Regions from separate parts of the Mus musculus genome. Here region 1 is linked to region 2. The links are chromatin loops, found by intact Hi-C in ENCODE. Cell type or tissue: heart. All regions are shown on one strand.

Region 1 (8,000 bases), 470 kb before region 2:
TGTTCCTCTGTTTAAGTACATTTTTTTCTTTATTCTTTTCTTTTAAAGACAGGGTCTCTGTGTATAGCTCTGGCTGTCCTAGAACTTGTTCCGTAGACGAGGATGGCCTCAAACTCAGTGAGATCCACCTGCCTTTGTCTCCTGAGTGCTAGTATTAAAGGCATGAGCTTTAATTAATTTAACTGCCCAGTTTAACTTCATTTTTGAAAACTAGTTTTTTGCACATACTGTACAAATAGGAATTTCTCTTCCCATTTTCTGTGCTTTCTACTTTGAATGCTTTAAAACATATTTATTCGTAGCTATATGAGGGTTTGCTTGGTTATGCTGTTTTAGGCTACAGAGTTTGTAAAGAAGAAAAATGTGTGCCTTCTGTAGAGGTGCTTACAGGTACTTGAGGAAGTGAGGAATACCATGGAGGATGCAAGGTAATGGATGCGTGGACATTAACATGTAGCAGACCTACAGCATTTGAATACTGCTGAATAAGAAGTGGAAAGTACAGCAGTCTAGAAAAGATTGCCAGGAAGAATAGTAACGGATTCTTGAACTCCAGAAATGTGTTTGAGATAACTCAAGAAAGCCACTGGCACAGGGAAAAGAGAAAGGAGAATGGCAGCGTGAAAAAGTTACACAGAAAATGAGAGGGATTCATTTTATTCACAGCTCACTGACTGCTGTTGAAAATGAGCTGAGAATAGAAAACAGAATAGTTGGGAAGCGACTGCAGCCAAGCAGTTACTCAGACTAATCGGTAGCATGTAAAATGGTAAGTGGTCAAATGTGCACTTCATGGATGACACTGTTGCAGAAAGAAGAAAATGAAGCGATTCCGTAATCACAGTCCTCAAAGCAATGGAGTCAGCCATACATGAACTGAATGAGGAGCCCAAACACCCTGTCATCCTTTGAAAGTGTTCTTCATGACAACAATGAAAAACGTACTAACAAAGTATAGATCTGAAAGAAGTAAAGCAGGAACATGGATGTGTGAACATCCATGTCCACAGCCGCATTCTTCACATTAGCCACAAGTCAAGACATGCCCATATCAAAAGGGATGGATAAAATAACGCATTTATGCAATAATATGTGATTCTATGTTTAAAAGGGAATTTTGATATATGGTAGACAACAGATAACCTCAAAGACCCTATGAAGTAGTCACAATAGGACAAATGTGGTTATGATTTCCACTTACATTCATAAAGACAGAGGAGAATAGTTGTTGCCAAGATTGAAGTATTAATGTTTACCAGCTACTAAATTTTACTTTGGGGAAGATGACTTTTGGAGATCAATGGTAGTGAAGAGTATAAACAACAAGGGTTCTTCAGACCATGTATTCTCTCTTGGTTCTCTCTATGGTTATCTGCCATAAGAAGATAACCTGAAGGACAAGTTGTAAAGTAAGTATAATACCTCAGCAAACGTAAGAGAAAAATCCTCCAAAAATGAAACCAGACGAACAGTATTTCCTATAGTACAAGGATTTTTCTCACATCAAAGATGGAATTGCTTAGTAAAGAAGACTGGAAAGGAGAAAGGCAGCTGGCCATAGAATGCATGACTGATTTGAGGCTGGTGTGTGACTCAAGTGGGAAGCAATTCCTCAAGCTTGAAATATTAGCCATTAAGAGCACTGAGTTTATATCTACTGCTTTCATATAATATTCATTTGATCTTCATTGTGGTTTATTGAAAACAAAGATGAGAGACCAGCAGACTCACTATCCTAGCTCCAACATTATTACATTTTTTCACAAGTTAATAAACTAACAAGTTCTGATGACTTTTAAATGGTTTTCTAGCAATTTGTGATGTGTGACTCAGTAATCTAGAGTCCAGTCACTTCCAAGCCAAAGCCTGGAGAGGAATCAGATGCAGAAACCAAGGAATTAGGTCATGATCTTGCCAGGCTACAGATACAGCCATTCAAACCACTCAGCCTTCTCCAGGTTACTCCACTTTGTGTGCATTTCCAGTTCTCTACCTTTCAATTATCTGCATTGAAGATCGAGGGTTAACCTTAAGTTTTTAGCTCTCACAACTAAGAAAGTACCTGCCATAAAGGAACAGTCTGGATGAATGTGTGATAAAGTCCAGGTAGGCCTACAGGAGTGGGTATTTGTAGTCCCAGTTACTGTGGAGGCTTACAAAAAGAAGTCCGCGAGTTCTGGACAACATTGCAAGAACCTGAATCATAGATTTTTATATTTCATACACATGTACATGCATCTAAGTGGAACACGTAAGGTATAAGTATTGTAAAATTCTTCCTATTAAATTCACCTGAAGGTTACAAATGAGTTTGACTTCTGGTATTTAACCAAACAGGTTCCAGACTCAAGGTTGCCCTGGCCCATTCTGTGTTAGTCAGAGGCACTTAACTCTGTGACTAAATTCATTCAAAATTAGCAGCCCAATTATCTGTAAATGAGGCCACCAAGCACAGTATCTCCTGGATGTGTTCCTGACCCTGCTGGCACAAAATTGTTACTTTATTGTCACAGGTTGAAAAAAGTCTCAATTTTTTTAAAAGTAAGTTCAATATTGTAATTATGAATTTACTAGTACCTTCTCCTAGAGTTTAGTGTAAGTCTGTGAGAAGAGTTACCTGGTGGTGGTGGTGGTGGTTTTTTAACTCATCAAAGCAAAGATCCAAGCCCTTCCCAGCCTTGCATTGTAAAGCCTTTGCTTGCTACAGTTTTAAAGTTTAGGTAGAGAGGAAAGATTTGGAATACATCCATTTGATTGTACTAACAGGTTCACAAACCAGACCAACAAAAACAAAGCAAGATGCAATAATTAGTACATGCTATACAGAAAGTTGAAAGCTGACCTAGTAATCCGGGGCTATAGAATGCCATGGGTGCTTCACTTGGGATGATAAATGCAGCAGTTGTTTAAACTGTACAACCAAATACACTTCACTGAGAATCAAGTGCTGTTTTTGCGGGTGTTCTGACTTCTGATGAAAATACTTTCCCCATGAAAATGGAAGGTTTCTCAGGCCACTACCTTTTAAGTCTGGTGACAGCTTTCCTAAAATAGAATGACAGTAAATCCTACCCTTTTTCTCTTGGTGGCAGCAAAGTTCTAACGGAGGGCAGAACCCTTTCCTTAAATGCGGCATAGTGTGGGCACAGTGAGATCTACTGAATCTGGACACCTTTTCATGAGTCGCTATCAGCGTGACTTAGTAAAAGACCTGGTATTCACAAACCTGGCAGGAACGCCTGGGGCTATAAGAAGTTATTAAGCATTTCTTTACTAAGACAAGAGAAGGACCGCCGGCCCAAGGGCGGTGACGTCACTTCCGGGCGCCTGCGTAGTGCGGGCGCCCGCAGTTTCCTAAGGGGAATGGAGACTGCTCCCGCGCACGTCTTTCCTGTCCCAAGCTTTTGCTCACCACCAACAGAGACTCCGTTGCTTTCCAGCAACAGATTCCAGCTGTGTTGTCCAAAACTAATTCTTCTGGAGAGGCTGTGGGAGCTCACGACTGAAATCTGCGCGTAGTTTACTCTCAGCCCAGTCACTGCAGGTCTGCTTTCCCAGTTGACGCGTTCACTGTATTTCTAACCCCAGTTTTGCTCATTCCACACGTCTTGCAGTGTGGGAATACTAGAGTGTTTATGTTTAGTGATGGATGGATTGCTACCTTTTGGGGAGGAGTTGATGTGGGGAGAAGGGTTTAGGAAGAGGTTTGGGTGGTGAACCTATTACAAAAAGTGGAGATGTGAATCCGAAGATTGGATAAGTGTTTACGGTTGTCTTTGCAGAGATGCCGGGGGTTTTTGCTTGTTTTTTACAATGAACTTTATGAGAGGGCTTGCTTCCAAAATACAAAATTAAATCCTGATTAGTGAGCATAATATTTTAATAAACTGTCCAAATGCAGTACACTATTTTCTGGGGGAGAGGGGAGTCAATAAATGGGAGGCCTTTATTTTTGATTTGTTCTATTTGCCTTTAATTTTTAACATCACTTTAAGTAGTACTGTCCACATAACTATTATACTATAACATTAACTGTTGTATAAAGTGCGTGTTGAGCATGGTTTACCCAAAATGCCTGGACCAGAAGTGTTCCAAATTTCAAAAAAAAATTTTTTTTAATTTTGCGATGTGCCATATTCGTGACCAATTTGAGGATGAAACCCAGGTATAGATGTGAAATTCGTGTTTCATTTGCATCCTGTAAACACAGCTAAGGCAATTTTATACAATAATATTTTTAGTACTTTTTGTGTTTCCACTAACAACTCAGGTGGTAGCGTGCTTTAGAGCTTCTTTCACTTTGGGGGTGCTCAACTTGATACATTATAATCATTTTATATGCTTCTCATTTTTCTCTTGCAAAATTTGATTTATTCCTATCTAGTGATTTCTAGGACCTCTAAAAGATTTTGATAATGTTTTTACAAATGTTCTTAAAATTTTGAAGTCTGCATACTTAAAAAATAAGATAACATTCATTATTTTGTTTAAATAAATGAATTCATTGCAAATGACATAATATTTCTGTAACTCTTTTCTAGGAAGTATTTGTAGAGTAACAAATATGCTAATGTTAAGAAGGACAGCAGGAGCTATTCCCAAGCCCCCAAAGAGTAAAGTTTATGGATTTTTAAGAAGATTTAGTGTTCATCCCAGAACTCTCTCTTGTCATAAACTGGTCCTGGGAATTGAAACCAGCTGTGATGACACAGGAGCGGCTGTGGTGGATGAAACTGGGAATGTGCTGGGGGAAGCACTGCACTCCCAAACTCAGGTTCATCTGAAGTAAGTAGCAAAGGTTTGGGTCATTTTCTGCCTTTTTAAAGAAAAATGTCACCACTCTTTTCCATTTATCATGTATAAAAGTCAAAATTTAATAGTTAAATTCTTTTCTATTGTATAAGACCACTAAGTACCACGATAAATAGCTATGCCTTATGGTACACACCTTTAATACCAGCACTGCAGAGGTAGGCAGATGTTCCAGGCCAGCCAGTGCCACTCAGTGAGACTTGTCTCAAAAAAGAAAACAACAGACAAACCAAAACCTGCTGTAGAAATATCTCATACCTTGTCTTGGCTTTTAAGGCTTCCCCAGTTCACAGTAGGGTCTCAACATTTGCCAATCCTTATAACAGAAGGAAGCAACAACCATTCCCAGAACTAATAAATTTTATGATGTTTTTCTCAATGATGCCTTTTCCCCCTGTATATATGCTTTGTGGTTTCAACAGCAGTCCCAGGAAAGCATCATCTGATAGTTTAAAAAAACAAAACTATTCACATGTACACATAGAATTCACATAGTACTTAAGACATTGTTGTATTAAGCTTGGGTTTTTAAACCCAGCTGTTTGCAGATGACCAGAGGACCAGTGACTTAAACAATTGGACTGGATATAAAGTGTAAAATATACTTAGCTTTAACCAATTGTCACTCAAGAATGTAAAATGATTAGAGTATTTAAAATTTAAAATTTAAAATGATTAGAGTATCATAATTTTCAAAAGAAAGTGGAAATCCACATTTTAAACATAATCTCTAGTTTGTGTTTTTTAGATTACTCTAAAATCAGGTGGGAGTTTCACCTGTCGTCTCTACTTGCTTGCCTCAGGCTGATGTGTAGTTACATAATCTGTCACACTGAGAGCATGCATTTTTTTCAACTTTCTTGTCTGTAAAATCCAGATAATCATAATGCCAATGTAGTAAATGTAAATAAATGTGAATTATTTTAGCACACTTGCTGTAGTTTTTGACAAGTATAAGTGGTTCAATACAGTGTAGCCATTACTAATAGCAGTTCTGTGCCTGTCAACACAGTGAAGAGATCATTGCAGGGTAGGAAGTGTAGTAGTAAGGCACTGGTTGCTAGCATGTCCCTTCTTTCAGACCACCACTTTTTCCTTGCCACTTCCTATCCAAGTCAGCCATCCAGCTGTTGTAAATATAACCCTCAAGTCCTGCTTCCTCATCAACTTAGTTCAGTCCTCCCTTGCCTCTTACCTAGACTCTAACTTCAAATTTAAACAATGTCCTTATCTCTGCATTTCCCTCATCATCTGCATTCTTTATACAAATTAAAACATGATTATAAAATGTGTTCTCATTGCTTATTGGAGAATAAGGCCACCGTTTTACTCATTATTTGTCTTTATTGTTTAGCATAATTTTTATTGAAGAAAACACCAAAGAAGGCATGAAATGGCTATAAAAAGGAAGAAATGAATGGGAGGAAAGGACTTGAACTCAAACATTCAAACTCTCAAATTCCAATCAAATATTTTGATATGGAAAAAAACCAGTCAGCATATTGCTTTCTAGTGTTTTCTGACATCACAATCTGTGATGGTCTCCAGGAATCAAAAGACACAGCTAGAAAAGTAAAGAGACTTTGCATTTGGTGGTGGCAGTGAGAGTGTTACTAAACTAAACATTAAGTGTGGAGACTAAGATAAAATGGAATGTTAAGGGGAAGTGAAATGGCTCGTTAGTAAAGGTCCCTCCTGACCAGAGTTCAGCCCCTGGAACTTCACATGGTAGGAGGAGGACACTGACTCTGCAGGTTGTTTTCTTACCACCTCTACATTCACCAGCCCTCCCCTAAATAAATAAAAATGTAATCTAAAATGTGTAAATTACGTACTAGATTTTTTTAAATGAGCCTTGAAACTCAAATGACTCTGAGACAAATAAGTATATAAAGTAGTAACTAAGTGTTTATTGAATGTTGTCAGCATTTTCATATCTGTATAGAAATTATCCACCTGGTCTTAAAGTGGCAAATATTTTACAGTGATGTGTTCAGACCAGAGGTAAATCTTACAGACCCTGTGTCAGACTGTAAACCAGTTACATGCTACTATATTTGTTGCTGGCCAAGTTCCACCTGTTGTTTTTCCCATGCTCGAGACTGAATGCAAGGCCCTGAGTATGTTAGACAAGTGCTTTACCACTGAGCTGTATTCCCAACCCTCCCTGCTAATTCTTAACATTTGTGTGATCAACCGCTGTCCCACATAGACCCAAAATCCCAACCACTAACTCTGAGCACTAAATTCCCAAACTTTATTTTAGGATTGCAAGCTATCTCCTGTCCTGGTGTGACCTCAAGTGTACTGTGTTTAAAAATAAACTCATCTTCACAAAACTGTCTTCATATTTCTCACTGTTTTATTTTCTTCTTCTCGCAGTCATCCCTACCAAATATGAGTTATCTTTGATGCCTGGACTCTTCATATTCTCTTGTGGAGTCTAAATATAGTTACTTTTGACAAATTACTCTTGCAGTAATTTCTGAAATTCTCACCTCAAAATGTTGATTTGAGCTAAATGGATTAGCCTGTCCTTCCTTTGTTTATGACCCCTTTGAAGTGCTTTATAATGCTATTCTGGTGACGTCATTCATCAGAAGTAAACTCAGGGGTTTTGAACACAGCATGAAAAGTCTGCGACAATATTGAACTCATATCGGACTTACATTATAAAGCACACAATGTGCTTTCTACAGTGATTCATTTGGAAGAATGCCTTCAAATGTAACATTTTCTTTCCTAGTTTTTTTAAAGACTGTCTTTTTGTTTCAGAACAGGTGGGATTGTTCCTCCAGTAGCTCAACAACTTCACAGAGAAAATATTCAACGAATAGTAGAAGAAACTCTTTCTGCCTGTAGAATCACCCCAAGCGATCTCTCAGCAATTGCAACTACCATCAAACCGGGACTGGCCCTAAGCTTGGGAGTTGGCTTATCCTTTAGCTTACAGCTAGTAAATCAGTTTAAAAAGCCATTCATCCCGATTCATCACATGGAGGCTCACGCACTGACTATTAGGCTCACCAATAAAGTAGAATTTCCTTTTTTAGTTCTTTTGATTTCTGGCGGTCACTGCCTGTTGGCATTAGTCCAAGGTGTTTCCGATTTCCTGCTCCTTGGGAAGTCTTTGGACATAGCACCAGGCGACATGCTTGACAAGGTACTCTTCCAGGTTCTTCTCCTTT
Region 2 (8,000 bases):
AGACTGAGCTGTGTCTAGGAAACAGATAAACTGAAGGTTTACTTATCTAGCATCTAGAAGAAATAAGAACTTTCTGTTCGTTCAAGGATGTGTTTTAGTTGGCCAGGGACTGGAAGACAGCATTAGTGTTGACAGACGATTTCTATGTTCTATGTACTCTACTCACAGCACTGTACTGTTATGTTTGTTTTTAAACACTGAACAGCAAGCAAAATCCAGTAATTTAATTCCCTGAAAATTACAATGGGAAGCCAACTGACTCTAGTCCAACCACTAGAGTATAGATTACAGCGGGGTTACGTCCCAGGCAAGGAACCTCAGCCTGACACTGGGCCAAGACAGTAAGGCCTGATGCCATCCCCACCCACCTTCAGAAAAAGAAATAGATCCTGTAATTGTGAAGTAGGGTGAGAAGATGTTGAAAACCGGAAATAATGGCGGGCTCATCACTCATCAGATGGAAAATTGGATTTCTGTTGTAAAATAAATTACCGTACCCTTTACTAATAACACCTCTGAAATAATGTTTGTTCAGTAACTGTTACAATGTAAACTGGAATCTAATTCTTAAAGGGTTAAAAAAACAACTACCATTTTACAATTAAAATTTCTCAATGCTTAAAGTACATCCTCTTTTGCACTAGTTGGAAAAAGCAAAGTGATCAATCAAAATATATCATGTATAAATATAAATTCAAAAAAGGGGTTCATTTACATGCACAAGATAATTAAAAAGAATATTTCTCTGTCTTGAACTCAGTTCAAAAACACATCCTTTTCAAAATAGTCTGGTATAGATAATATAAACTATGTGTAGTTGCATATATAGCTCTTTTGGCAGAGTACCAACTTGCATGCACAAGGCATAGGTTCAGTCCCCAACAGTGCCATATAAGTAGACAAATAATCAAAATTGAGCTGATAGTGCGGGCCTTTAATTTCAGAACTTGGAAGGCAGAGCCAGGCAGATCTCTTGAGTTCAAAGCCAGCTAAGTCTATAAAGTGAGACCCTGTCTCAAAAGACAAAAAGCCTTTAAAACTGGCAAGCAAGACTCAAGTGTAGAGTAAATGTCAAGATGCAGGAGGTAAGAATTTTAGACACAGGAAATAAGCATTATAATATATCATATCTTGAGAAAATTTAGTTTTAAACTGAGTCTCTAAAAAACTGGGAGATTTTGACACAGAAATTCTTCCTTATAATTGTCAAGCAGCTACAAAACAAACCAATGAAAACATGGTTATACGTTCACTTAACCCCAATGACAAACTGTTCACTGTCAATACACACTGAAAAATGAAATTAGAAGTGTCTGCCATTAAATGCCTACATTGTCTATAGACATTAATTTAGATATAAATGGTAGACTGTTGATTTATGAAGTTTCTACTAAAATGCCACTTCTACCTTAACCAAAATGTAATTTTTTTCTTAATATTTTATTACATGCAAGTTTAGAGGTCAGAGGACAAGCTGTAAGTGTAGGTTTTCTCTTTCTACCATGTAGGCCCTGGGGATAAGGACATTTGAGTTGGTGTCAAGAACCTTTCCCAGCAGAGCCATCTCCTGAAACTAAATTCTTACTTTAAAAAAAAAAAAAAAAAAAAATCCAAGAAAAACTATTACCAATCTATCCACATACAAAAAATTTTGAAATCACAGAAATATTACTTCTCTAACTTAAGCATACTGTCATGTAAGTAAATTTACTTTAATAGTAAACCTTCATTCCAGAAAATTATCTAAAATGTATGTGTATCTCAAAAAAACCAATTACTTGAAATATTAAAACTACCAAAAAATTAAATTAATATCAAAAAGATTAGGTGAAAAGACAGGTCTAAAATTTGGTCACGATTTCCATGGACTAGTGTTTTTTAATATACACAATTTTAAGGCACTGTGATTCAATTTTTATGAAGTTGTTGAAAACCATTTCTGGGCATCTCACTGTGAAGACTGTACCAATGAGAAAGGAGTTTATATCTCTCCATAATAAAACTGTGCTCCTGGAGTTCTAAATTCCATGTTACATATGCCTCCACTTGCCTCGTTACCTCTGCAGACCTTGCTGCTCAAGGCACAGCCTCTCTCCCAGTCTTGAACACTTAAAAAGTCCACACGGTATCAAACCTGCCGGCGAGGTTCGGTGTTATCGGTACCATGTATGTAAACATGACGTCAGCCAAACCCTCAGTGAATGTCACACTGCAAGCTAATGATTATGGTTGAAATTCCTAGGCTTTCAGAAGTATTTCTTAATTCCAACTTGCAAGCTGAAGCCAGCGCTTCTCTAGTCCCAGCACAGCCACGGCCACTAGCCACCAGCCGGCCGGCCGTGAAGTTTCTTTCAACTTTGTCTCCACTCATCTATATCCCGAGAGTGAAGCCAAATTAAGCGCTTTTCCCACGGTAAGGCCGAGTCGGGATAAAGATCCAGACCGTGGCCATGATGTGGCTGTCTAGTCTGAGGATGGGTCACAAGTACAGAAGAATTCCCACTGCTTTAAAGCCAAAAAGTCACGGAAACAGCTGTGGCTCCCCACGCCGGGACTGACAGCGGCCCACGCGATGACCGCAAAGTTTCTCCCAGGCTGCTGGCCGGACGCGTCCACCCGCCCCGACGTGAAGGCGTCCCGCGCCCACAGCACGCGAGCCCCGGAGCCACCCGGAGGACCACGTCGAGACGCCGCGGAGGCTATCGGGCATGGCCGCGCTCAGGGACGCCGGCTCTGGCCTTCGGGCTCGCCGCAGGGTCCCCGCGCCCCCACACCGACCGCTCCGCCGCAGCTCCGCGCCGTCGCGGGTTCTGCCCTCCCTCCGACCGGGCCACGGCTACACGGGCTCACCTCGCACTCTTCCCCACAACGGCTGGTCGCCGTCAGCCAGGCCCCTGTGAGGCGACTCCCGGCGGCGACCGCACAGACGCTGACCGACGCTTCTTACAGTTGAGGTTTGAAAAGTGCAGCCGCGTCTGGGACACTGTACTTCGACACAGACTCCGCCCTCTGCTGCCCAAGAGCCAATCGGAGCGATTACGGAGGGTGGGGTTGTCACGTGGGGGCGGGGCGGGGCGGCGGCCGGCAGCGCGTGCTGTGAGGCCGGGCCTCAGGAGGGGGGCGGGGAGTGGGCGGAGCGCCGAGCGCCTGAAGACTTGGTTGCTGGATGTAGCCTAGAACTGGACAGTGTGCAGGCCGGGTTGGGGGGGGGGGGGGGTCCGCGCCTCTTTTCCCACTTTTTCCACCTTCAGAGTAGTTCCGGGATGTGTAAGTATCGGGACACAAGAGATGAAAGAAGCCGATGTCCGGGCTCTTTGACTTGTGATGATTAAAGTTCTGTGTTTCAAATCTTCCTTGTCCTCTTCCTTACCTCCTGAACCTACCCTACAAATAGAGATTCCAGCTTGCTATGGGTTCTTGAAGCCATAAATAGGACTCCAGGATCCTAGTCTCTACAGCTGGATGTCTTAAGACACTAACTAGCTCAAGACACTGTAGGAGAATCTGAAGATGAACTAATTGCTGGTTTACTGTGGTAGGGGAAATGAGGAAAACTTGTACCTGCTCAATGCCCATTGCTACTTTCTTTCTTTCTTTCTTTCTTTCTTTCTTTCTTTCTTTCTTTCTTTCTTTCTTTCTTTCTTTCTTTCTTTCTTTCTTTCTTTCTTCCTCCCTCCCTCCCTCCCTCCCTCCCTCCCTCCCTCTCTCTCTCTCTCTCTCTCTCTCTCTCTTTCTTTCTTAGCAGTGTTAGAACACAGGGCCTTTCACATGCTTAGCAAGGGTTCCACTTCTAAGTTCCACCCCCAGGCCCCCAGATCTGTTAACTATTGAAGACTGTTTAAAAACTGAAAGTTTCGTGCTAGATACAGTAGGTTTACATACATATAAGATCCTAGGTTACTTATACGTTTATATGTAGCATCTACACATAGAATCTAGAACTGCTGAAGGGTACTTTTTTAGTAGGTATAAAAAACTATTGGGAAAAATTCTGTGAGTGGAACTCTCTTGCTTTTAGAACATCTTAGCAACCATTTTATGTTCTTCCCCTGTCACATTTAACCAAGATTTCTTCAAGCCATCTGCTTGCCCTTCCAAGCAGTGTATGTCCCAGGACACATGCATTTAAAGTTATCAAAACCATTTCATGAGGTCTGTGTTGTTATTTAGACAGGCCTCAGTATAATGTATTGATTCTTTAAGTGTTGTCAAATGGATAATGTTGCATCTTTTTAGCCAGGGAAGCATAAATGTTAAGGTGTCCACAAACCAATGAGATTGTTCCCATACTTTCTTCCAGGAAACAGCAGCTGCATCCAAAAGTGTCAGTACCAAGGCTTAGCCAGTGCCCTCTTGGAGTTCCTTGTGATCGTTTTTGGTGTTTAGATGTTTGTAACTGTTTTAAACTTAAACAATTCCTTGATCTCCGGCTTTTGAATGTAGAGGCCGTGTTGTGTGTGTTTATGTGGGGTTGTGTGTATCTGTGTATGTGCACGTGGAGGCCAGAAACATTAATGTCAGGTGTCAGTCTCAATACCTCTCCCTTTAGTTTTTGAAACAGTCTCTCCCTGAACCTGTAGTTCAGCAGTTCAGCTTGGCCTGCTGACCAGTGATTTCCATGGGTCCATCTACCTGTATCCACTGGACTTACAGGTGACAGGATCAGGTACCATGTGTACAGCTTTTGACATGGGAATCTGTACTGTGGTCCTTGTGGTGATATGGTCATCATTTTTACCAACTGAGACAGCTCCCCAGCCCATTGCCAGCTTATTAAAAACAAGACAGACAAACAAACAAACAAACAAACAAACAAAAACGACGTTTCATTATGTGAGGAGTGTTTGTGTATGGGTGAGTGTGCCAGAGGAGGTTAAAGGTGTTGCCCCCAACACCCACCCGGAGCTGGAGTTAAATGTCATCAGCTACCTGATGTGGGTACTAGAAACTGAGCTCTGCTCCTCTACAAAAGCAGCAAGTGCTCTTGACCAATGAGTTTCTCTGCCACCACCACCACCACCCTCTTCTTGTCATCAGCTCCACCCCCATCCCCATTGTCACCAGCTTTTAAGCAGTCGTCTTGCATTTTATTTAATTTTGTAAGCAGGTTGCCTTCTCCAGCAATCAAACTCATTGTTGCTTCCAGCGTGCTCACCTGGAATTCACTGGTACGTGACAGACATTGACCTATGTGCTACTTTAATGCTCCTGTTCCAGACTCATTTTTGTCCTAACATCTGCCCTAAGCAACTTAGGGAACAAAGAGGTTTATTTCACTTACAATACCAGATATACAGTTCATCATTATGAGGAAGTCAAGGCAGGAACTTCAGACAGCTAGTTATATCACATCCACTCCAAGAACAGAAAGAGACTAGTTCATACATGCCCAATTGTTTGCTTATGCTCTGCTCTCAGCTCTGAAGCAGTTTAGAAACCCCTGCCTAGGGGATAGTGCTGCCCACAGTGGCCTGGCCTTCCCACATCAGTTAATGTAAGTAAGATAATCCCCGCAGGCATGTAGACTGGCCAACCCAGTGTAGAGAATTTCTTGTTAACATCTTAAGAGATTCTAGGTCAAATTAACAAAGTTAACCATTACAGTCGCATCACCTTGGGCCTGTTGTCAGACTTATGCTCTTCCAAAAGACATTCTGCTAAATTGGCTTGGTCTCTGGTACTGTGATTGAAGTAACAAGTAATTTCCTATTCTGGGGAGAACACTGTGGTCTCTCAAGGAAATTCAAGATTCAGTGCACTCATAGCCATGTATGTTCCTATTGTTATTCCTTGAAGAGGAAATCCTCCTATAGTGTGATGGCTATTCTGCTGTCATTACCTCTGCCCTATTTATTGAGCTGAGCTGATATCCTTGAGTGCCACTGACCAGAAACAGTGGTAAAAGACTAATTGTATTCTCCCAATTCATTTGCGCCTTATATGAACATTAAAATAGAAGAACCGTGTCTTCATCAACGTTTTATTGCCGTGACAAAACACCATAGCCAAAAAGCAAGTTGGGGAGGAAAAGATTTATTCAACTTATACTTTCAGTGCACAGTCCACCACTGTGGGAAATCAGGACAGGAACTCAAGCAGGGCAGGAACCCAGAGTTAGGATCTGATGCAGAGGCCATGGAGTGTACTGCTTACGAGGCTTGCTACCTGTGGCCTCCTTGGGCATGTATGAACTAGTTTCTTTCTGTTCATTGATCTACTCTGTTCATCACCATAAGGATAGGTGATCTTTCCCAGTCCATCCAGGCCAACCATCACATACTGACCAGAAAAACTGATTCTCTCTGATCTCATGTTGAGTGCCTCCAGATAGGGAGGATGGAAGAGGATGGTGTTCTGCACAGAGAAGGCTGCAAACTCAAACTCCCGCAGCATCCTTAAAAAGAATGCCTAGACTGCGTACCAGTTATTTATGTATTAAGGGCTTAGAGTTCAATCCATGTAGAAAGAGGGGGGAAAACACTGCTAACTGTTGTCTTAAGGTTTCTGTTGCTGTGATAGAAACACCACGTCCAGAAGCAACTGGGGAAGAAAGGGTTTATCTCATCTTACACTTCTGTATCATAAGTCACTGAAGGAAGTCAACGCAGGAAGTCAACACGGGAACCTGGAAGCAGGAGCTGATGGAGAAGCCATTGAAGAATGCTTACTACCTTGCTCTCTCATGGTTTGCTCAGCCTAGTCTCTTATATTACCCAGGACTACCCATCCAGAGGTGGCACGACCCAAGGTGATCTGGGCCCTCCCACATCAATCATCAAACAAGGGAATGTACCACAGGCCAATCTGGTGGGGGCTTTGCCTCAGTTGAGGTTCTCTCCTCCAGAATGACTCTACCTTGTGTCAAGATGACATAAAATTAGCCAGCAAACTTGACCATAGCCAAATACTCCAGATATTTGTGGCCAGATTGAAGATAGCCAGACACAGGAGGAGTCAACCATTTTTGTAGAGTGTGGCATAAATCTCCTCCCAACAGAGGAACTCATGCTGGATTGAGATCTGGCCTCCAAAGATATACTCTCTAAAGGATAGAGGAGATATCCTCTCTAAATAACAGGATGCTACTCTCAGATGTCAGTTAAAAATATCAGAGTGCCTTTATCCACAGTACTGTGCACATCACAAATGGGTCAGCCCCTCAAACCAAAGTACTACATCAGACTCCCCTGGCTCTCCTATACCTTGTTAGCAAAAGTAATTAGGGCAAGTCTCTTTAGCTAAGAAATGACTCAGGATGATTCAGGAGTCTTCCTCAAACTGTGACACAATTCATGATGAACTAGAGCCATTCTGCCGATCCAATCGCCTTCTACAGTTTACAGGGGAGGACCTCCAAAGCCATCTGAAAGAAATACTGTGCACATTAGTGATTCTAAGTGTTCTACTATCTATGTTTAAAATATACATTCAGTTAATTTTGATAATGCATTCTTTGAACTTAGTATATCTAAAGTATTTCCATTTCAATATGGAGTGGATATTTTGCTTTCATTTTATTTTATCTTTATTTTATACTCAATAGCACTTTCCTGTTCAATCATTAAATGCACTTAGAGTTCACAATATGTACCATGGAATAAAACAGATTCACATGTATAAGTTATTTCGAGTATATTAAATTTTTTTAGTATATTAATTTTTATGTAACAAATGACCATAGTATCCATTTCTTATTTAAATTTAAATCAGGAGACATACAGTGAAAAGCCAGTCACACTGGCCTTGTTTCAAGTGCTCTGTAGACACTGTTGGTCTTTACTGCAGAGGTCTGTAAGACTGGAAATGCACTTTTTAAACTAGTCTAAATCCCAGGTTGTCTAATTCAGCAGTAGAGGAAATACAAGCTTTCAAAAGTCATAATATCAGAAAAAGTTTGTAATTCAAATATCATTAAGTCCAATAGCCCACTTTCCTTGGCTTAGAAAGGGAAAAAAAATGGAACAAAAGAAGGAATGGATCCTGAACAGGTTTTTAGATAG

What was found. Peaks named below come from ENCODE experiments on the same cell type or tissue, not always from the same donor. Only the 100,000 strongest peaks of a DNase experiment are listed, where the experiment ranks them.
Region 1: it touches region 2 in a loop (4-fold over the local background); 2 of 42 quality-filtered maps call a loop at or near these places.

The regions. Positions count from the first base shown.
Region 1 is chr1:53,310,315-53,318,314 of GRCm38, forward strand. It overlaps Osgepl1 (O-sialoglycoprotein endopeptidase-like 1), which reads left to right and starts at 3,310. Exons shown (of 8, transcript NM_001285839.1): 1 at 3,310-3,544; 2 at 4,542-4,785; 3 at 7,588-7,975. The coding sequence starts at 4,565. In heart, a CTCF peak has its summit at 3,087; a DNase peak (open chromatin) is centred at 3,327; H3K4me3 peaks cover 1,498 bases; H3K27ac peaks cover 1,495 bases.
Region 2 is chr1:53,782,224-53,790,223 of GRCm38, forward strand. Stk17b (serine/threonine kinase 17b (apoptosis-inducing)) reads right to left here and starts at 2,992. Exons shown (of 8, transcript NM_133810.3): 1 at 2,851-2,992. In heart, no CTCF peak of the experiment used is centred here; a DNase peak (open chromatin) is centred at 3,018; H3K4me3 peaks cover 1,848 bases; H3K27ac peaks cover 1,585 bases.